2 separate regions of the Mus musculus genome follow, and region 2 is linked to region 1. The links are chromatin loops, found by intact Hi-C in ENCODE. Cell type or tissue: left cerebral cortex. All regions are shown on one strand. Links, peaks and the distances in the headings refer to the core of each region. The heading gives the core; the rest is flanking DNA. Region 1 has its middle 28 kb from the start of Gm41951. Region 2 has its middle 11 kb from the start of Gm23056.

What was found. Hi-C counts contacts between places; a loop is a spot of excess contacts. Peaks named below come from ENCODE experiments on the same cell type or tissue, not always from the same donor. Only the 100,000 strongest peaks of a DNase experiment are listed, where the experiment ranks them.
Region 2: a loop joins it to region 1, with 2.8 times the contacts of the local background. A loop is called at or near these places in 2 of 42 quality-filtered maps.

The regions. Positions count from the first base shown.
Region 1 is chr1:130,268,288-130,280,240 of GRCm38, reverse strand. No RefSeq gene overlaps it. Among named protein-coding and RNA genes, the nearest start is that of Gm41951, 28 kb to the left of the region's middle. In left cerebral cortex, for the core only: a CTCF peak has its summit at 5,566 (motif pointing right); DNase peaks (open chromatin) are centred at 5,647 and 7,253.
Region 2 is chr1:128,869,099-128,881,051 of GRCm38, reverse strand. No RefSeq gene overlaps it. Among named protein-coding and RNA genes, the nearest start is that of Gm23056, 11 kb to the left of the region's middle. In left cerebral cortex, for the core only: a CTCF peak has its summit at 5,607 (motif pointing left); DNase peaks (open chromatin) are centred at 2,565 and 5,592.

The DNA.
Region 1 (11,953 bases), core at 2,549-10,548:
AGAGAGCATGTCCAAATATGGAGACAGGTGGTTGCGATACTTAACTTTGCTTGCCAACCCGATTAGACCACAAAATGAGATATTTGGTCAAATATTATTCTGTATGTTTCTGTAAGATACTGTGATGCATTTAATATTTAGATTAATATGCCAAATATAGCAGATTGCTCTCTGATGTTGGTGAGGCTTTTCCATTCACTGGAAGATTTGAATAGAACAAAACCTTAGCACTCCCCTAGATAAGAGACAATTCTTCTGGTTTTTGTTTGTTTGTTTGATATGAGGCATTGGCTTTTTTGCCTTGGGAATAGACAAGAAATATATCTTCTTTTTAAGTATCAAGCCCAGCAACTACAGACTCAGAAATTTCACAAATTTTGTAGGTCTGCCTGTAATCATGCATATTTCTCTTTCTTTTTACTGTTTTATTTCACAATACATGCATGTATAAGTAGACATCTATGCACTCACACATACATGAACTCTTCTACTCACATATAGTAGGTTTTGTTTCTTTTGATAATGCTAACTAATACAGTTATAAAATACAGGTCTGATTTCTGAATCCAACAATCTGCAGTGTTAAGCCTGTTGTGCTTGTGAATTCTTACTCTGTATTTGCGCAATGATTTGGAATGGAACAGTACCATAATCAGTTGTTAGTGGGGTTCTACCAGAGACTACTCACACAATCTATAGTCAATTGCAAATCTTTATTCCAGCTTGCTGGGACTTTTACTCAGGCATTCAGGACTCATATATAGCCCTGAATGTTGAGAGGGCTTGTAAAGGCAAAACATGCATTGGGTTATCTTGAACAGCAGCTGCAGGGGGAAGTTTTACACAAGCAAGCAATTTAACAGAAGCTAAGATAAGCAGTTAGTTGAAGGGGGGAGTCAGCACTAGCAGTCAGTTTAACAGAAACATAGATTAACTAGCTGGAGTAGCTTGACCTCAGTTTCTTAGAATAACAACAGAGTTGGGTAATTTTTCACTAAAGGAGATTGAATTCTAGCCAAACCTAATGTGGCCTTAGCAAGAATATAAGACAGAGAAACCTCTGCACTGCCTTTCTCTCTCATGAAATAACTAACTCTGAGTTCAAATTGTCTTGCACAAAGCTCATGTCTTGATGAAAAGACATTTTATCTTTTGCGTCTTAACACTTAAGGGCTCTGATGTTGATTAGAGATGAAGACAGCTGAAGTCCATGGCTTTAGGAATTTTAAGTATTTACCAACTGTTTCAATTGTACATTAACACATAGTTGTACATATTTAAAGTCAAATATGGACAATATAATTAGCTGGGGCCAGTGGATGGAATTCTTCCTTCATAGGCTGAGAATTTTCCTCAGGATCACCACTAAGAAAGAAGCTGTCCTTTATTCTCATTCTATATTCTGTATTATAAGCCTGTTCAAGAAATATGACCCTTCATATTTTACATAAGACCAAACCATCACACTTGTACCCTATTATCAGTATTTTTTAACTTAACATGATATATTTTTACAGGTTTGTGCTCAGAACTTAGATCTCACAAGCTTTCCGAAAGGTGTGCTATTCCATTGCCCAAGGATAAATGTATCTTAAAAATTTTTCTGGAAGCATATTTCATGGCTTTTGGATTCTTAAGAATTTACAGATCCACAGGCACAGACCAGATATCCTATCTATGTCACCCCACCCGCTCAGTCACATAGCTCTTTATAATGAACCTTAATGCATATCTAGTCCTAAAAAGTCTTCTAAGTTTGTTTATTTTGTGTTTTAAATATGATATAACACAGAGCTATCTTTTCTGTGAAGGCCCAGTGCATCCATGAGCTTGATCAGGGATGCATGCTGGTCACTTGAAAGTGTGAATTCTTGTGACTCAGCTTAGAGATACCTCTGGGGACTGACTTAGGCTGTCATTAATCATTCATTAACTGCACTCATTTGCAGCTTCAGTGCTAGCAGCCAATTTAAATCACAAAGAGATAAGCAGATAAAAGAAACTGTTTCAAATCAAAGACCACTTCCTAACAGGGTACCTCTTCTATGAAGGTGGCACTTGTCACAGGAAAAATGCACAATAAAGGAGATTTCAGGTGTCCTTCCAGGGAGTAGCTGCTCCCCTCCCTAACCTCCTCACATCTTATCAGGCTGTCAGGAAGCCACAGTTCCATTTTGATTTTTTTCTTCCTATTTGAAAAATTGAAAATATTTTTCATATAATATAGAATGAAGATGATTTTCTCTCCTTGTCTCTTCCCTACCTCCCCACCTATCCAACTCCATGCCTTCTCTCTCTCTCTCTCTCTGAAGTAAATAGGCAAAAATAAATTTTTAAAAAGTGGGGTTTTTTTTTGTTTTTTTATTATTTTTTTCTTTTTTTCTTTTATTATGTATTTTCCTCAATTATTCCAATGCTATCCCAAAAGTCCCCCATACCCTCCCCCCCACTCCTCTACCCACCCATTCCCACTTTTTGGCCCTGGCGTTCCCCTGTACTGGGGCATATAAAGTTTGTGTGTCCAATGGGCCTCTCTTTCCAGTGATGGCTTACTAGGCCATCTTTTGATACATATGCAGCTAGAGTCAAGAGCTCCGGGGTACTGGTTAGTTCATATTGTTGTTCAACCTATAGGGTTGCAGATCTCTTTAGCTTCTTGGTTACTTTCTCTAGCTCCTCCATTGGGGGCCCTGTGATCCATCCAATAGCTGACTGTGAGCATCCACTTATGTGTTTGCTAGGATAAAGGCATAATTACAATATGTATCATAAAGAAACCCACAGCCTCTTATTTGCACTGAAATCTGGGACATTTCCCTAGGATAGAATCTGAAATGGAATTCCTAGATACCTGGTTCCCAGATTCAGCCAACTAATGTGCCAACTTTAATTTTCACAACTCTCATAACAGGTCCCTCAGTTACTGCTGCTTGACAGACTTCAGCTGTCTGTTTAGTTACAGCTCTAGAAGTAATTGTGTAAACAGATGACATGAAAGTCCCATGAAATGGCTCTCATTGAAGATAAGAGATAGAGAACAGCCAGAGCCATCTGGACAAATCTAGAGCAGAGAGACAAAGAAGACTGAACATGGTCAGCAGACTGGATGTGGCCAGGGCTATCTGCAAGAGAGGAGAAAACAGCAGCGATAGAGAATAAACACACACACACACACACACACACACACACAGTGAGGGAGAAACAGGAGCAGGGCAGAGAGATAACATAGCACTCACAGCAGGGCTGTAAGGATGAGTGGCTTTCGGGTGGGGTGGGAAGCCCATCAGCTGGAGGGAGCTTAGTGGAGACGAAGTAAGAAGGGCTAGTCTGCTAGCATGAACTTTGAAAAGTGGAACAGGTACCAGTGATACTGAAGGGGGCCTGGAGGCCAGCATGTGCTTTGATATGCCCATAGATGGCAGCCATATGTCCCTTCTGCCAGAGGTAAAGGAAATGAATCCTTTTGGTAGAGGGGAACCAGCTTTAGGAGTTCCCAAGGAATGCTGACTTTTGTTTAACTACCATAAACCCTTCTATAGCCCAGGTTGAGCTCACTCTGGATATTTGGACTGCCTTTTGGAGTTTCCTTTGTACCTGACAGGAATAAACCAACTGGCATCTTTTCTAGTGAGAATCTAGTTCTAAATGGTTCAGCCAGACAGATTATCACAACACTCTCCAAACTCGACCGGTGGATGAGGAAGCTTGTCATTAGTAACTCACCCTCGATCTGAGTCACATTGGAGTTACTGTGCTTACCCGTGCCATGTTTGAAAGGCCATATGAGCCAGGTGGGCGTGTTCTAATATGCTCCATAACCTGAGTTCTCAGAGAGCCCAATAAAAGGTGGTAGCAAAACAAACAAACAAACAAACAAACAAACAAAAAAACACAATTTGGGTGGAAAGATGTCTTAAAGGCTTCTATGGGATGCTGGAAAGCATTCAGAGGCAGAAGATAAATGACATAAAGAGCCACCTCCTCACTCTTCCCCACCCCAATGGGTGGAGCTTGGATGTTCTCTACTTAGGCCCTAGGGTCTGTGATAAGGAAGTGCAAATGTGGTCAGTGTGGAGAGATACAAATTTGATAAATTCTAATTGTCTTGCCAAGCTTTATAAGGTACATGTACTGGCTAGTTTTGTGTCAACTTGACACAGCTGGAGTTATCACAAAGGAGCTTCCGTTGAGGAAATTCCTTCACGAGATCCAACTTTAAGGCATTTTCTCAATTAGTGATCAAGGGGGAAAGGCCCCTTGTGGGTGGGACCATCTCTGGGCTCGCAGTCTTGGGTTCTATAAGAGAGCAGGCTGAGCAAGCCAGGGGAAGCAAGCCAGTAAGTAACATCCCTCCATGGCCTCTGAATCAGCTCCTGCTTTCTGACCTGCTTGAGTTCCAGTCCTGACTTCCTTGGTGATGAACAGCAGTATGGAAGTGTAAGCCGAATAAACCCTTTCCTCCCCAACTTGTTTCTTGGTCATGATGTTTGTGTGGGAATAGAAACCCCGATTAAGACAGTACACATGCTAAAATTTCTAGGCAGAAGCCTTAGGCTTCTCAATTATTTGGAAATCCATGTGGCCTTTCATTTAAAGGTACTCTCAGCCATCCTGCAGCTGGGCTAACATTCCAGAGATTGAGGAGGGGGGCAGAGCAAATAGTATGGAGTAGGTCCGATTTCCCAGGCCATCATTTAGTGAACCTAAATGGAGAGTTCTGTGTGGTTTCTCCTCCATGCCTTGGTCATTAAGAGGCGACTTGTGGTAATCTGTGCCATAGATTCAAATTGTAGTTCTGCCACACAGAGAGTGGCATCTGATTTCTCTCTGCTTTCATGTACTCAGCCAGAAAGTGAGGTGGCAAGCCTTGTTGCAAGGCACGATGTGAGGGACAGATGTAACGAGAGATTACACCACTGCCCAGATACATGCCACAGCCAGCATGACCCTCAAATGCACTGTACAGTTTCTCACACCTTCCACATCCCACACGAAGCTGTGCTGAAGAAAAAGCCTCTTCAAGTCTCTGCTTTCTCTCAAGCCTAGGAATTCGTGTGATGATATAGTGTTTCTTTAAAATGAGGGGCTTGAGTTCTGAAGACAGGCAGGAAGCCGACAGAAACTTCTGGGGCTTGGAGGCAACTGTGTGGAGAAGTTCCCTCAGGAGTAACATGCTGCCGTGCAGACAACCTGGCAATGATACCTGGGCTTGTTTTGATTCTTTCTGGATCTAACAGAAGCAAAAAAAAAAATGTTCCTCAGCTCTTCTTTTGATGTTTTTGAGAACAGGCTTCTAGAGAGTTCTAGGTGGCACAACAGTATTACTCCATAATGCTCAGCTATTTCCTGATACATATTAGAACGTAGCTTGTGTATCACAGCATAATGCTAAGCTGTTCCTGTATTAAGAGGGATCAGAGTCTTCTATTAAATTAATGAAGAAACAGCCTTGCTTCTGCAGTTTGATTATCTATTCAGTTTTCGTCCTCCTCATATTCCTTTCAGAAAGCAGGCTGTGGGAGCTGTTTCCTTTCTTTGAGCTGAAGCAGACTTGTTACGTTCACTTAGCCACTAGGTGGCATTTTTATGTCAAGAAAACCCCATTTACTGTAGGGAAAAGACCTGGAGGTCAGAAGCCATAAAATGCCCTCAGAACAGGCTAAAAGATTCTGAAGTTATGAGCGAACCATGGAATAGTGTGGAGGCACTGTTTCTCCTCCCCCATCCCCCACAAGTTTACCTGAGGAGGCTGCGTAGGAGCAAGATCCATTTACTACAGAAATCATCGCGAAGACGGTGAATCACAGTGACAGTTTTATTTAGTTTCCCTTCTAATTGGGACAGACCTGGAGGAAGAAGGTGCAGGCAAAATCGTGATCTCAAAGCTCACTGGAGAATTAGAAATTAATTTTAAGGGAACCAGCCCTTCCACAACTTGTCTGGAGCAAAAGTGGAGGACCAAGCTTTAGATCTGAGACAGAACTAAGATATGAATAGTATCGGGATCAAGAGGGTTTTTCTTTGTCCTTTTTTAAAAAGCCATTTTGTTAGCAATTTTCCCGTAGAGAACACTGCCCAGGACTAATTATGTATTTACTAAAAGGAAATTAGTCATCAGTTATTGTGTTTGGTCATTAAACTATTAAAATAGTTCTTCACATTTCCTACAATTTCAGTAGGAAGAATGCAAGCAGATGTGTGTGAGTGGATGAATGTATGCATATCTGTTTGTACATGTGTGTGCGTTCGTGCGTGTGTGCATGAACATGTATGGGCATGTGACATGTATGCATGTGTTCATACCATGCATGTGTACAAGTGTCGGTGTGTGCATGTGTGTGTGAGCATGTGTGTGTATGCATGTGTGTGAACATGTGTAAGTGTGCATGTGTGTGTATGTGTAGTTGTTTTGTGTGTGTGTAAGAAAAGAAAGAAAACTGAATCTTTACAGTTGTATTCTAAACATCATAAAATGAAATCATTGATTAAATAAGAAACACGCAAAGGCAGACAAAGGTAAGATGTCACATAAAAGCAGAAAAGAGAGGAGGAGAAGGAGATAATGAGATGCTAAGGAAAACCTGGGTTGGAAGTCAGGGCAGGAACTAAAAGTAGAAGCCAGTCTCTAAACTGTTCATGGGTGATATGCTAAGGCAATAGTTCCCTGAGGGCATGCCTTTGTTAAAGGACTGAGAGAACGAGAGGATGGCTACTTCTCTCAAGATTAGAGAAATAAAGGGGAAAGAAGATCTTGCAACTCACACCTAGAGGTGCTACAGGCAGTCATGAAGACAGATCTGGAAAATGCCCTGGACCCTACTCAACATGCACTTCAGTTTCTTTCTTTCTTTCTTTCTTTGCTTACAACCTTGGAATTTAGTACCTGAATTTTTTCCTTGGCTGCCGGTTTGCACATACAATGGAAGGTCCCCATGTCGCATTTGCAGGCCCGAGTCTGCTGTTTGATCGTAATCTGCACCCAGGTTCTCCTACCGTCCTTGCTTTCACTTCCTGATACCGAGAAATCTGTTCTTGTGCAGTCTCCTTGCTCTCTATGAGAGGGAGGGAGGAGGCAACTGAGAATTAAACTGCATGGACCTAATGCACACTCCCACCTTAAGGAGCCTTTCCCCGGCTGGGTGTGATGCTCTACTACTGTAATTCCAGCATTTCAGAAGCCTAGGTGGAATATGCCTGCTTTCCAGGCCCCTGACTTAGTAGAGGGGCATCTAGAGGTAGGTGGAGCTTATGCAAGGGCTGGAGCTAAACCTGGAACTTGGGCTGTGTCTTAGTCAGAGTTTCTAATCCTGCACAAACATCATGACCAAGAAGCAAGTTGGGGAGGAGAGGATTTATTCAGCTTACATTTCCACATTGCTGTTTGTTGTGATCATAAAAAGAGAAAGAGCTATAAGAATATGTTCTGGCAGGGTGTGGGGGAAGAGGGTGCCTCAGTGAGCCCATGCCAAGGCATCCTTTCCCCTGAGGGACCAGACACACTGGTATAGTATAGAATAGAGTTTATTTAGGGCATAGGGAGGGAAGTTAAGAGAGTAGCAGAGGCAGAGAAAGGCAGAGAAGGAGAGAGTAGAGAATAGAGGCCATGACCACATGGGGGGGGAGGTCATGGGGAGAGAGGGGGAGCAAGGGGGCAAGAGGCAAGGGAGAGAAGCAGGAGTAAGAGAGAAGAGGGAACAAGCAGCCACTTTTATAGTGCCAGGACTACCTGGCTGTTGCCAGGTAACCTTGGGGAGAAGCATACCTTGTTGTTGCCAGGTAACTGTGGGGGTGGAGTCCAGAGAGAATACCAACACTGTTCATCACTAAGGGAGGTCAGGACTGGAACTCAAGCAGGGCAGGAAGCAGGAGCTAATGTAGAGGCCATGGAGGAATGTTACTTACTGGCTTGCTTTCCCTGGCTTGCTCAGCTTGCTTTCTTATAGAACTTAAGACTACCAGCCCAGGGATGGCACCACCCACAATGGTCCCTCCCACCCTTGATCACTAATTGAGAAAATGCCTTACAGCTGTATCGCATGAAGGCATTTTCTCAAGGGAGGCTCCCTTCTCTGTGATAACTCCAGTTTGTGTCAAGTTGACACACAGACCCAGCCAGTACAGGCTGCTTCAGGAGTGCTCCTTCCGGATGGCTACTTCACATCTGACTGGCCATATGTCGCCACCCATCCATCCCCACCTGGGGAAGGAAGAGGTGATGCAGTTGTCTTTGTATATTCCTCTGTTTCCCCCCACAGTCGTTTGCTGTTTCCCACAAATTCGAATTTTAGCAAAGGACAGAAAGAATCCCAGGCCAATCCTCCTTCTTCTAGTTACAATGATAACAGACCATTCTGGCTTCACTGCTGCTTTACTGATGATATTTCAGATCAGAGTAGTGTCAAGGAATAACTTCCGGACAGAAAAGGAAAACATGCCATGCAGGGTCAGGTGCCTCTGTGGGAACTTGGGAATTAGATGAGAGGCTGTTCTTCCTTGGGCTGGGCAAACAAACAAACAAATGAACAACTAAACAAATAAACAAAGCCAGCATGCATAGATGCCTTTGGGGAAATCCAAGACACTTTTTTGTTGTTGTTTAAATCCTTAACCCTGATCATACTGGGAGGAAACACAATCCAGATGCCATGTTTTCTTTCTGTAAGGGAAAGAGTCTCTGTCCAAGGCCCAGCTATTCTGAGAGTTGCATAAAGGTCTTATCTGTTCTTGTGGTAGAAAGAAAAATGTTCCAGCCCCTTGGAAAACATTGGGAAACAAGAGTTACTTGATCTAGCATGTGTCCCGCTATCATGGTGTTTCCACTCAGCCTAGTACAGAGATAGTGGGCAGAAAATCACAAGTTTTAGCTCATCCCCTTTAGAAATATTCACCAAGAGTGTCCACTGATGCACTATTGGATAATGTGATTTGAGGAGTTGGCTTCAGTACCATTTACAGCCCTGGAAGAGTAGAGAATAATGTAGATGCCCAGGGAGCTGCTAAAAACAGAAGATCAGGCTGAAGTAGCACAAAGAATTTTAGGGTCCATTAGAATCTCTGCCCAGACTGGCTGGTAAAGGCAATCTCCTGAGGCTGGGTTGTAACCATAGGGAGATAGATTATACTACTCATAAAAAATTACCTATAAACCATCAGTAACGGTGATGAGTCGTATAACCTACCTGAAGACACTGGAGTGGACAATTATAAAGGCGTTCACTGGGGTCAGTACAACAGAACACAAGCAGGATTTCAGCTCAGAGGTGGAAAATACAGTGGTGTACCAAACAGAAAGGACGTCAGTGAAGAACGTAAGTACTGAGAAGACAAACTCACTAATGAGGTTCAATGGTGACTCGATCAGAGGGAAGGCTCAGAAGGCTAGAACAGTAATAAAAAGGTCAATCTGAGACTGAAAGAAATGTGAGGGATGTCATGTACAGGAATAATGCACACATTATAGAAATCTTGCAGAGTGAAGACAAAGTAAAGGGATCGTTAAGATTATTTAATGATGACTAAAACCTTTGCATCCTGGGAAATGAAATGGTTGCTCAGTTTGCCAAAGCCCAAAGCATTCCAAAAGATTAGTCAGCATTCTATGGGTGACTGCTAAGGCTGGCATGGTAGCTCTGTGCTACTCTGAACCTTGCTTCCAAGGTCACATCTTCTTTTCCTTCTATTCCCTAGGATCTGTGTGAGTTAATTGGCCTCAGAAAGACATTGAAGCATGATTTTATCTTCACCACATCTGCTCAGCACACTTCATTGTGTAAGGCGTCCTATTCACAGATTCCAAGGACTAGGAATGAACATCTTCAGAGGCCACCATTCTGTCTCCCACAGACCTGATCTCCTAAAGGCTTTGCAGACTAGTTTGCTGGGATTATGCATTGCGCACATGAGCTTTTCATAATATTTTGTATTGGTTATTTATGAATTTCCAATTATGAGCCCTGAGCACAGTCACTTCAGAGTCCTCCCAGGTCTGTCCCCTACTCTTGTGACCTCCCACCCCTAAAAAAGAAGAAAAAAAAAAGAAAAAGAAATCCAACGAGTCTAATTTGTGAGTAATACTTATTCACTGGAGCATGGTGAATCTTCTGCTGGCCAGCCCCTGAAAGAAAACTGAGTCCCCATCCCCTGACTCCCAACACCCCTGCCATCAATTGTGGAGAGCTACACATCAGCATCCATATCACAGTTTTTAAGAGTTCTCTTTGGTGGCTGTCTCAGCTGTTACTTTTGGAGAGTGGGGTTGAGGTGGAGGTAGCTGTTACAGACGCCTCCTATGTCCCTCTTTCTCAACTGTGAGTTAGAAGACATCAATACCGTGGCAAAAGTAGGTAGCTTCCTTACCCTTTACCGTCAGCTGGAACATGAACCATGGACTTATGCATCATCTCCAGTGTCAGCATGTGCCATGGACCTCAGCATGGTCTATGGTGGAAACACAGACCAGGGATATCAACAAGGCCCTTTGCCACAGTACAACCATGAACCTATACATGGCCCTTGGAGGCAGCATAAATCATGGATAGCCACAGGAACTCCAGCTTCAACACAGCCTGGGGCAGTGAACCACAGATACCAAAGTGGCCTCCAGGGGCAGCACAGACCATAGAGGTGTCTTAAGGAGGTCCAATCCAGAAAAAAATGATACATTCTTCATCCTGGACATCCTATCCTTGTTCAGAAACGGGGTAATATGTTCGGGCTGAGTCGGAGTGCAAGCTCCAGACAGCTGTACATCACCTGCAACAATGGTAGGAGGCAACAACGTGCTTCCCTGTCCATTGAAGGCTTTTCTCACATCTATCACCACAGTTGCATCTCTAGTTCAGCCTTTCTCCACTGCTCACCACTTCATTCCTCTCACTTTCCCACCTCTTCACAGAATATTCATTTGTTGTAGTGGCATTGGAAATCTCAGCGTGTGTATCACTGTATAAGTATTCTTTTTGCCCAGATAGCTTTGCATTGCAAATGTTCATGGTGATGACTCGCTGATCTGGTTCGAGGTTTCTGCCCTCTGAAGCACCATGAATACTGGACCATTATTGAGACTTGTTGTGGATATTCTGCAGCTGCCAGAGTCCTGCAGCTCTGGCTTTGCAGAGCCGACTCCTTCATGTACTCCAGCAGCTTGCAGATGGTTTGGATGTTGAGGTGGACCAACTTAAAGCCCTGGATCAGAGCCCATATGGTACCTGAGTTGGTCAGCTGGCAGCAGGACCCAGTGGGGCCAGCCTAGCTTCTGTGCACATGCTATTTAAGAAAAGTTTCCCAAGCATTCTGACCAGCCTGGAATATACAAATAAAAAGACTTAAATTCTTGTGGCTGTGGGCCTGTGTAAACATTTTATATATATAATCCTCAAAATACAGACAACAAAGGCAAAAAGTGATAAATCAAGCTGCATTAAACTAAATGGTTTTTACACAGCAGAGAATTCAACAGAGTAAAGAGATGAACTGCAGAATGGGAGAAAGGTATTTTGCAGAGTATTCATGAAAAAGGGATTAATATTTCAAAAATATAAGAATCTCAGTCTAGTATCAGAAAAATAAAAATCCTATTGAGAAATGGCACATTATCTGAACAAACATTTCTTAGTTGGAGATATACAAGTACCAATAACTACATGGAAAACCTCAATGTCACTAATCATTAGGAGAATTGAACTTGAAGTCATGAGAGAGCCCCTCACTTTAGTTGAAATGCTGTTTTTGAAAAGACAATGTGAGAATGTGGATCTCAAGAAAGAGAAACTTTCATGTATTTGCTATTCATGGGGGTGTGGGTTAGCATAGCCTTTCTGAGAACAAATGGAAGTTCTTAGAACTCTAGAGTTAGAAAGACCCAGATCTGAGACTATAAGCCAAAAGAAAGGAAGCCAGTCCATCAAAGAGGAATGCATCCTCGGGCTCATTGTGATACTCTTCACAGTCAGCA
Region 2 (11,953 bases), core at 2,211-10,210, 1.4 Mb after region 1:
AGAAATAAGTGTTTAAACACCTGAACACCAAAGACAAACCATCAGATGAAATCACCTCTGGGGTGGGGGTGGGGGGTGTATGTGTGCATATGTGTGTGGTGAGTGTCTTGTGTGTGTCATCTGTGTGTTGTGTATGTTTTGTGTGTTGTATGTGTGTTGTATATGTTGTGTGTGATGTGTGTGTTGTGTGTGTTGTATGTATATTGTGTATGGTGTGTATGTGGTATATGTTATGTATGTTATATATATAGTGTGTGTTTTGTGTGTGTTATATATGTTGTATGTGTATACGTGTATGTTGTATGTGTGTTGTGTGTTGCATTGCTGTACATTATGTGTATTGTGTGTGTATGTTATATGTGTTGTGTTTATATTGTGTGTGTTTTGTGTATGTTGTATATGTTGTGTTTATGCATGTGTGTTGTATGTTGTATGTGTTGTGTGTATATAGTATGTGTTGTGTATGTTGTGTGTGTTGTGAGGTGTGTTTGGTATGTGTATGTGGTAGATGTGTTGTGTCTATATTGTGTGTTATATGAGTTGTGTGTGTGGTATATGTTGTGTATGTATGCATGTATGTTGTGAGTGCTGTGTGGTGTGTGTGTGTGTGTGTGTGTGTGTGTGTGTGTGTGTGTGTTGTGTGAATATTGTGTGTATTGTATATGTTATGTGCAGTGTGTGTGATATGTGTGCGGTGGGTGTGTTGTGTATATTGTGTAAGGTATGTGGTATGTGTATGTGTTTAGGTTTTTATTGAAGAATTTAAGAATGAAATAGCATGAACTCAGTTCTAATCTGAAAGTCATCTGAGAGGAAAGAAAATGGGGAAACTGAAGATCAGAGCATAGAAGCTTTGAAGTTAGCCAGTCCAGACAATGTTGACTACCAGGGAAACTGGCTGGAGAGCCCAGATCTCGTCTGTGCTTTGGAAACCTTTCTGTAGCTTGGAACCAGCCAGTGAGCTTCAAAAGTACAGAAACCACATTTCTACTCCAAGATGTTGATTTAGTGACTTAAATGGTCAGGGAAGGGTTACCAGCTTTTCAAGTTTCTAAGATACCCAAGTAGATCTCTCAGGCAGGAAGCCACTGGGCTACATTATTCTCTTCATCTGAGGTTACTTAATAGTTCTCAAAATAAAACTGTTAGTGGAGCAAAGAGGAAAATATGGAGAGTAATTGGCAGTACCTGCTCCCCACTTTGTTCAAGAATGAAGAGCACAGTGGCCTCTCTCTAAGTCCTTCATCCCAGACCCCTCTACCAGCAGCAGTCTTCCCACTTCTTGGCTCCTGACTCAGAAGGGCCCATGTTCAATAACATGTGCAATCACACTAACAACTCACAGTCACCTACAGATGACAACACCCTTAATTAAGCCCCTAAAAGGAACTCTAGAGTCTGGCTTGATCACCTTTAGACCAGACTTCATGAATCTTGTTTTCTTCCTCTCTGCCTTCCCTTGCCACCCCTCACAGGTCTCCTCTGCCCTTCTCTTTTGAAGATGGTGAATTACCCACTTTTACCTGCCACTTAGGTGAGGCCAGGGCTTCTCAACAGAGCTATGATTACATTTAATCATTTTTGGATGGACAAATGGTTTTTACCAACTCATTTCCAAAAGGACCTGCAAACCCCTGCTCACCTGCCTTCCCACAGACTCCCACAGGTAGGCCCATCTCACCAGATAATGCTTCATTTTAACCAGAATGTCTCAATAGTAGGTTTCATGTTCTCAACTGTGCAAACGATGGGGAAGTGATTTTTCTTCGTAAAAATGCTATTATCACAGAACCCCAGGCTCACAGCCCCCAACAATAGTTCTCTATTCTGTCTGGGAAAAAATGGTACTTTAGAGAGAATTTGCATGGGGCTTTTTGAAAGAAGCCAAGCATGGCTCAGAATCAAAGCCCTGCGTGCAAATGCTAACTTAGCCAGCCTCACTCAGTCTCTGAGCCCCAGCCATGCCAAAAGGACCTATGCGAGAAGACCCCCTAATGGAGGGGTTACACAAGACCATATCCCTACCTGGGGAAGGGGTGAATATTGGTAATTAATGGTCAGTGGAGGAGGGGTGTCGCTCCTATAGATAACTCCTACCCCAGGCTCACTCATGTAAGCAATTCCAGTTAAACTCAGTGGGTCAAACACACACACATACACACACATACACTCCAGATACATACATACACACATAAACACACACATGCACAAATGAAAATAGAAAAAAAGAAAAAAATACTTGTTGGAAAGGGAGACTCAAATGAGAAAGGATGGAGAGAGGTGAGAGAGAGGATAACTAACGGGATAAAAATTACCAAAGTTCTATATAAATGTGCATGAAATTGTTAAAAATGTTTTAAGGTGCCCCCAAATGACATCTAGCCAGTAAACTGGACCCTGGATTTTCCTTTATTCTTCTAAACAGCCTTAGAACCATCTCAGCCCTTAAGAAAGAAAGGACAATAACAGCTATCATAGCCACACAGTAAGCCAATGTTCTAGACACTACAGTTTTGGCTGCCAATCTCCTGCCTACAGGAGCAGGGCTTGTAAGCCAGGCAGGTGGGTGGATGGAAGCAGACAGTGTGGGGAGGATATGAGCCACACCATCCCTAAAGAAAGTGTCTATTTTATAACTTCAGACCTGCATTTCACCCATGAACATCAACTCAGCTCAGCTCAGCACAGCCAAGCCTGTATTCCCCAAGAAGTACTGGGTCCATGGAATTCCAAAGGAAGGCCTTCTATAGCTTGTTGTGTTTTGTGTTGCTGGATACTTGTTTTAGTTTGTTTCGATTTCGTTTTAAGGCATAGCCTCTTATAGTCCAAGCTGGTCTCAATTCACTGTATAATCTATCGATGACCATGAACTTTTGATCCTCCATGTCTTGAATGCTGTGAATACAGATGTGTGTCATCATGCTGAGTTAACTCAGTGCTGGGTGGGTCAAATACAAGGCTCTGTGCATTCATGGCAAGCACCCTACCCACTGGGTCACAGAACCAGCAGATAGATGATTGTCTCTGATAGTAAACTCTGCTTACTGCAAACCACACCGCTAGACTGTCCAGACTCTCAAGTCCCTGCTGGGTATCAGTGTCCTCTAGCTCCCACTTTGGCCTTGTTTCCCAGCCTGCAGAGCACCACTTGCAAATGGTACCTTTCCTCTGGAACTAAGAACAGCCCCTCCCAACTCTTTCCCACCCTGCTGTGCAGAATGGTACCTAACTGTCTCTTTATCCTCACAATCCTGTTGGTGAGGAATGAGTGAGCGAGTGAATGACTGCTTCTGTTTTCCCATAAGGCTGGAATTCATATCCCCTTCCCACAGAAGAGGGACCAAGCTTCAGATGGCATGAGGGACTTGTGCCAAGAACTGCATCTCCTGAGAGACTGAGAGAGAATCTAGCCAGGTCTGCCTTGCCCCCAGCCTGAGCTGTTGGGAGCCTCCTGCTGTGCTGAATTTCTCCCCGTGCCCTCGGGAGCTCTAAATCATCAGAAAGCACCAGTGTGGTAGCCTGAATCACAAGCATACAGCACACTTAAATTATGGGTTTTTTTAAATCCACTTTAAAAATGTGGAACATGGACCAGCAAGGTGATTCAGGGTCTAGAAGCCCATGTAGTCAAGCCTGAAAGTCTGGATTCGAACCCTGGGACCCACATGATAGAAGGAGAGAAGAACCAAGGGCTATAACTTGCCCTCTGACCACCACACAACTACCAGGATACATGCGTTCACGTGTGTGTAGAATAAAATGAAATTTAAACTTCTTAGTATGACACAACAGGACTGCAGATTAGGACAGCGACTCTGAAAAGCAACATGGATAGTTCCCAGAAAACAATAACAATATGTCCTCAGTGTGACCCAGCTGTCCCACACTCCTGAGCATTTTTCCCCAAAGGACTCAAAGCCAACCCATCACAGGGATACTTGAACACCCATGTGTACTGCAGCAGTCTGCACACAAGCTAAGTTATGGGACCAAGCAACGTGGCAATGTGTGAGGAAACTATGGCTTTTCCACACAGTGGGATGCCTGCACCATAGAGAATGATGAAGTCACGTCCTCTGCAGTCAGCTAAGTGTGGTCAGAGATGTATATAGTAATGCAATTAAGTCAGCCTCAGAAAGACAAATACCTGTGTTTTCTCTCATTTATGGGTCTTAGATTTTTACAGAGATGCTTAAGATTATATATATATATACATGTTGATATATAGATATATATGACATGAAAGTAGAAATAAACTCTCTACGATGCTAAAGGGGACTAACAGACAGAGGAATGGAAGAGGGGTGGGAGATGCGAGCAGTATGCTCACCATATAACATATGCATGTATGAAAGCTTAAAAGTCCATCCATAAATGTGTGTGTGTGTGTGTGTGTGTGTGTGTGTGTGTGTGTGTGTGTGCACAATGCCTCTCTTTTTCATCCATGAAGAGAACAGAGTTACGTCATTATCAGGAAATGTGCTCACTTGGAGAGAAGCTTGCTCAGCAAATTAAGCCAGTCTCAGAAGAACAAAAACCGTAAGTTTTCATTTGTAGTTCCTAGATTTTATGTAGATATGTAAAATTGTGTCTGAGCCATAAAAGCAGGAGAGAATCCATCTAGGGCCTGAGATTAACTAGGAGAAAGGGGGACAGGGAAGAGGGCATAGGGGAATGTGCTCAATATACAATATGTATTTGTATAAAATTTTAAATAAATTATTCTGGGGCAGGTGAGAGAGTTAATGTACTTGCCACCAAGCCTGATGACCTAAGTGCAGAACCCAGGTGGACCCACACATGTCCCGTGACCTGCATACCTTCACATCCATACATTCACACACACACACACACACACACACACACACCAGGGCTTTGAACTGGTCCACCCTAACATCTACTCCATCTACAAACTGCTCTTAGAACACATGAAGGAGCCAGTCCTGTGAAACCAAAGCTGCAGGACCTCCATAATACAGGCAACAACAGGATATTCAAGAAAAGTCCTAGTGAGGCTCCTCTGCAGAAGCCAGAGGCCTCAAATCAGACCAGTGATTTATTAGCAAGAAAAGGTGTTTGGCAAAAGGGTATACTGACTGTGTGACACACACTGTTATCATGGCAAGAGGGTTGGGGGCTTGGGGTTTTTTTTCTTTGCTTTTTGGGTATTTGTTTTCTTTGTGCAAGGAGGTTGCCAGGGCAGAGGGCAGATATGGAGGGAGATGCGTAGGATTGGACTGCAGGATGTGAAACTCAAAAAGAATCAATAAGAAGTTTTTGTAAAAGTTGAAATTTTCAAATATTTTAAAACTCAGTCATTTTTAATAAACTGAGTTCCTTCTCTCAGGCAAAGCCTAAGTGGACAGACAAATCTAAACTTAAAACACCCATCAATTATCACCGGATATTGTATTGTCACACACTCCCTTCCAGTCATTCAAAGGGTTTTCAAGCACTAAATGTATCCAGTTCTACCTTGGACCATTTGACTATTCAAATGAGCTGAAACCCCACCCTCATCTACAGGCAAACCCGTAAAGCCCCGCAACAACTCTAGGTACCACGGTGGCTGGCAAAATCCAAGTGCCTGTCCTGCCACCTTGTGGTCAGTTAGAGTAATGCACCTACAGAGCAAGAAAAAAAATAAAAGCCAAGAGAAAACGAATACACACGTCTGAGAAGCATCAGCATTCGAGAGCATTAAAAACGCCCTAAGGAGAGGACCCTGGAGAGGGATACTTTTCTCCAAACAGTTAAAGCTTTACAAGAATGAGGCAAATTTCAAATGTCCCAAGTCTAAACCAAACACATTTTTGTTTATTTGTTTTTAATATGTTACTTTTTAAACAAGGTCTCATTTAGCCCAGACTGGCCTTGAATGTAACAGAACATCTGCCCTGAACTTATGATTCTCCTGCCTCCACCTCCTGAGTGCTGAGATTACAGGCAAGAGAGCGCTCCACCATGCCAGATTCATTTAGCGCTGGAGATGGAACAGACACTTAAACGTTATTCAGAAAAGGGCTCTTGAGCATCGGGGTCCTGTCAGTCTCTGGGGCTCAGGGTCAAATGTCAACATTCACTCACTCCCTTCAATCCAGGATCTCTGAAATCCATATCCCTTTTCTCTGTGTCATTAATGAATTTATCGTGGTTAAAATATTGGCATGAGAGCAGAGGAGATGGCTGAGGGGGCAAAGTCACGCAAACCCGAGGATCCCGGAGTTTGATCCCGGAGCCCATGTGGAGGTGGAAGGAGACAGCGTCCACAAAGCCATCCTCCAGACTCTACACACACCATGTCACACGTGCCCACACGCACATCAAACATACACAGACATACTAAATACTAGGACTAACACAGACCTGCCACTGCAGGGGGCCCTGTTTAATACTGTCCAGTGTCTTCACACTGGGAAACATCTCCCAGGACTGATTCTCTCTGGAAAACTGAACTTTTTCTTTTAAAGAGCTCTCCATCGCCCTCCCCTCAGCTCTGACAAGCTCTCTTCTCTCTGTCTCTGAGTTCTGCTCTTCCAGGGCCCTCGTACAGTAACATGAAGTCCACGTGACTTAGCGGGTTCCAGCGTGTGGTGGGATTTCCTTCCTTTGACGGTGTGTGTAGCCATTTCTATGCAGCCCTTCTGGAAGCAGCTGCAGCACCTGATCTGATCTCTGGCTCCTGTAACCCTGCTGCTGCGGCACAGTGTGATCCATTCTTAACGGTATAACCGGAAGCAGGCCTGCGGGGTCACACTGGAACTCTTTCTGATATCTTCCGTTCTAACAGCCCTAAGTGATTTTGAAAACAGAACCTCTAATGGCCTCAACCTTCACCACACAGGTGGGAAACCAGGCAGGACCTGGGAAGGAAAGGAAGCCATGGCTGAGGTCCGGGTCAGTCAGTTCTCACCTTCTAAGGAATACACATGAGATCACATGCACTTCCAATTACTCAGACCGCTAACAGCCTTGAGGAGATAGAGAATAAATACAAAACAAATAAATCACTCTGTGAGTCTCTCGCTGACTCTGTCTATGTCTTTGTCTCTGTCTCTCTCTCTCTGTCTCTGTCTCTCTCTGTCCCTGCCCCTCCTCTCTCTCTCTCTCTCTCTCTCTCTCTCTCTCTCTCTCTCTCTGTGTGTGTGTGTGTGTGTGTGTGTGTGTGTGTGTGTGTGTAAATCAGGGTCTCAGGGACCCAAGGCTAACCTCAAGTTCTATATGTAGCCAAAGATGAAAATAATTTCTTATTTTTTCATTTTTTTAATGTGTGGTGTGCACATGTGTATGCATGTTTGCATATGTGTAGGTGCACAAGGCTGTGGGTGTGCATGTATGAATGTGCATGTTCACGTGCACAAGGAGGCCCAAGGTCAGTGCTGAGAATAATTCAATGGCCCTTTCACCTTATTCACTGAGGCAGAGCCTCCAGCAAACTGAGTTTATCAACCTGGCTCTTCTCACCAGACAGCCTATTCTGGGCATCCACTGTCTCCGCCTGCCAGGGCTAGGATTACAGATGGGCCGCACCTCTCACCCAGCATTTAGGTGGGTTCTACAGTCTGAATTCTTGTCCTCACGCTTGTGGGACAATCACCTTAACTCTGAGCCAAGTCCCCAGAACATCCCTGATCCCTCCCGATCCTCCCACCTCCCTGGAATTACAGAGAAAGTACCGCTGACTGGGGCCTTGGAGTAGGCACGGAACACACCCAGACACAAAGTTCTCAGCACAAAGGAGAAGATTACCCTGGAGGGACACTGGGTGGGTGTGAGGGTCTACCTCTTAGCGGACAAAGGCAGCATCAGGTGTCTCTAGTTTTTAAGGGGGAAGTCTGTGTTAGGGTGAGTTGGTTAAAAACTGGATTGGACAAGTTGAGCTGATCTAGCCAGATAATGAATTTTGATTGCTGGGCCTTGGTATTTTGATAGTTAGATCTTGGTGTTTTGTCTCAAGAATAAGTTAGGCACAAGGAAGTGGCCAAATAAGGGGGGGAAACCTTGGGGGCTTTCTCTAGGAATGTAATTTAACAGTTAAGCAAGTGGGAGGGAAGCAGGGAAGGGCAAGACCTGCAAGAGCCGTGTTTGCAATGCTTGACCTGTTAAGAGAGCCTGTCAGCCACTACAACTGGTTTACACAATTCTGGGGATCAAATTCTGGGAAGTGCCTCCCACATGGTAGGCAAGCACACTACTAACTGAGCTACATCCAGGTCCACAGATTGATTCCTGACAGCAAATGCCGATATAACACAAGATAGGTAGGTAGATAGATTGATTGACAGATAAATTGATAGATAGATAGATAGATAGATAGATAGATAGATAGATAGATAGATAGATAGATAGAGACAGAGAGATAGAGAAATAGAAATAGATATATAACACAAGCTTGTGGGAGAGAGACTGGAGCATGGGAACTGGACATACAGAGGGAGCACTGACATACAGAGCAGACTCCATGCCCAGCACTGCCCTAGGACTTCAAGTTGCTTAGATAAGCTCTACAGAACCTATAAGATCTCCTGTGTAGAGCTGACCAGACACAGGACATCACTGTGGAGGGTCTGAATAATTATTATAGAGCCAGCACATGAGGGGAGTCCAGAACAGAAGGCAGGCAGCAGCGCTCTGGAACTCCAAAGACAGGCAAGTGACAGGTGAGCTGAGATCTGAATAGCAGAGACCTTTGCCAACCCCAGGTCCAAGGCAAACCCCAATAAACACCAAGAGGCAGGAAAAACTTCCAGCAACTGAGAGAAGCCAAGGTGGCCGAATCACAGGCTAAGTCAGAGGGGAGGGCCAGGCCCAGAGGGTGGTAAGGTTAGATCATGGAAGAGTTGCTGGCCACCTGTGGAGGGGTGTACATTTTGTTCTACTGGGTCTGTGAGCCTGTTCTAAGCAAGGAAGACACTTCAGCTGCTGCTGTCCTCCTGATAGACATCCCCAGTGGTATATATTTATGTGTGTTTGCAACAGAAAACAAATCAGGTGGGGACCCTGGGGGTGTTCAAAGTTCTACATTTGTGGACATCTTACCAACATCCTTTGCAAAGTTTTACTCTGGGGCTGAGGCACAGAGGTATCTCAGCTGCAAGCTGCTGTATGCAGCCACTTCTCCACAGGTGTCACTTAGCTGGTGACCTGCAGCCACCTTAGCCACAGGCCACATAATTGCTTTGGCCTCACTCAGTACCTGGACAAGCCTGGCCCCAGGAGGAGACCTTGATTTCCATGGGAATTCAGAGGATCCACCTGTTAAGCCCCATGTTGCTGCAGCAGATTGGACCCTGGAGCCTGACAGGGGTGCAAAGACCCACAGCCCAGGAACTAGGTGGGCTCATATTTCTATCAGGAAATAGCACTTACATCCACATAAACCAGAGGGATTAAAGGAGCTTTTACATGAAGGACTTGGCCCTTCTCAAAGGCATTTCACCATCACAAACTGCGGCTCTGAGACTCTCGGCTCAACCCTGTAATAACTTTGCCTTTGATCTTGAGTCTCCTCCTCACGGAACGCACAGCCCTCACATCCTAACACTTCTTCCTACCTGGGTGGAAAGAAGCCCCCAGCACAGCATCCCTTGCAAGAGCTACGTTATAAAACTAAGGGACTGTTCCCATGTGCTAGAAGCTGCAGGCAGCCAAGGGAGTCAGTCCCCTGTGCTCTTGCTTTCGGTTGCCTTGCTAGAAAGTAGTCGTGTGGCCTCAACCAGCTGAATCTTGCTTCTCTGAGATGCTGAATTCTAAGAGGGAAACCAGTGTTCAAGACTAGAGATGCAGGCAGTCCCTTGACTGAGAGCTGATCCAGCAGGCATGAAGCCCTGGGTTGGAGCGCCAGCACCACATGAATTGGGTGTGGTTGGTGCAGGCCTATAATCCCAGCACTTGGGGCAGGACACTTCAGAAGGTCAAGGTCATCCTTGTATGCCATTCAAGCAAGAGGACCTGAGTCTGAGCCTCAGAACCCATGTTCTGAAAACTGGGCAGGAGGGTACCCACTCCAAATCTCAGCACTAGGGAAACAGAGATAAACGGATCGCTGGACTCACTGACCAGCCAGCCAGGCTTGTCTGGCAAGTTTCAGACAAAGATTCTGTCTGGAAACACAGGACACACACACACCCACAGTAATGGGCACCTGTCGTGGAGTGCCCACATACGACCAGAAAGAAACCAAATGTCAAACTGAGGGGGCCGAGAAGGGAACTGAGAGCCACGGAAAGCACACATTTGTCCTTATCTTCTGTCTCCCCATCATCAAACATGAAATTTGGACAGTCTGAGCTGACAGTGGGTGAAACAGTTCATGATGTTTGACTTTTCAACATTAAAAATCATCTGCCATCCCCCAATACACAGAAAGCAGGATCAGATACGAGACCATCCACTCCCAGGTGAGCTGAGCAATCTATGGGTGTCAGCCACAGCGGCAGCAGAAGCCAGCTCTGAGTGATAACAAAACAGATAGCATCGGGGCTGTCAGTGCAGTGGGTTCTGACCCATCTGCATCTCAGTACACAAGAAACTCAGCATCCAGAGAGCAGCCCTCCACCCCGTGTGTATGTGTGTGCGTGTGCGTGTGCGTGTGCGTGTGTGTGTGTGTGTGTGTGTGTGTGTGTTCCAAACCCAACAATCCACCTTCTTAGAGTTCCATTCTCTTCTAAGAAATAATAACCTTTATTTCCATCCACTCTGGCAAATGGCTTTCTACTTTTCCTAAGAGAACAGTTTGACTAGCATCTCCAAAGGTGATTATTCACTTTTAATCAATAAACTCACTGGTTGACCAAGGTGAACATGGATGGAACTGTTCTGTTCTTTGGAGTACGGTTGTTTTCTGTATCTGGAATGACTAGAAATAGACCTCCCCCCCCCCCCAAGGAACCACCTCTGCTTATCCCACTGACAGCTTAAGTAGGAAGACTTGCTCAAGGACACCCAAGGTTCCAAGAGTGTAACAGGACAAAGTTTTCATCTCACTATATTTGCAATAGCACATCATTTATTTCCCCCCCCCCCGCCATTTGTTTGGGGGTTGGTTTGGTGTTGGCTTGCTGTTGGGTTGCTGTTGGGTTGGGTTGAGTTGGGTTGGGTTGGGTTGGGTTTTGTAGGGACTCATGTGTAGGTAGCTCTCAACTTGCTATGTAGAGGAGGGTGACCTTGAATTTCTGATCTGCCTGCCTCTATACCCAGTGTTGGGATTACAGATGTGCACCCCCATGCCTGGTTTATGAGAATAAGCCCAGGGCTTCATGTATGCTAGGCATCTGCTTCACCAACTGAGCTGCATCTACAGGTCCTATAATGTATTCTTTGTACAACACCACTTTTTTCTGTACCTGTTTCCTCTGGGTTAAAGTAATTTCTAGTGGGGGAAGAGGTTTATTAAGGCTCATGAAACTTACAAGGCTCCTGAACCTATGGACCCCAATATTACATTATCAAGAAGCAATTCCCCAGGGTAGATGTCTGACCCTGAAGTCCAAAAACAAAGCTTAAATGGCAACTTTTGTAATGAATATAACACATAAGGACTCCAACTTGTTTCCTGTACATAAAGGGTGGTGCGTATTGACTAGATCAGGTCTACAAATCTAATTATTCACCCTATCATTTATTTAAATGAGTATATATTACCAGTATAGAAATATTTAATTATTCAGTCATGAATATGTTATGAGTGTGTGCTTTAATGAAGAAATACTACATATATTGTTTAAAATGAAATGCTTAAAAGTGGGAGTTAAAGATGAAATAAAAGTCATGTCATTTTGAGGGTAGTGGCTTGATGCTGTTACTGGGCTTGTTAGAGTCAGATTCTGGACTCTGGCAGCCCCAACAACCTGTGCTAGGCCACCCATCCATCTTCAGTAAGTCTATTAAGAAGGTAAGGAATAGTGAAAAACAGAGAAAGGTTTATTCAATGTGGCTGCTTGGCAAGAGGAAC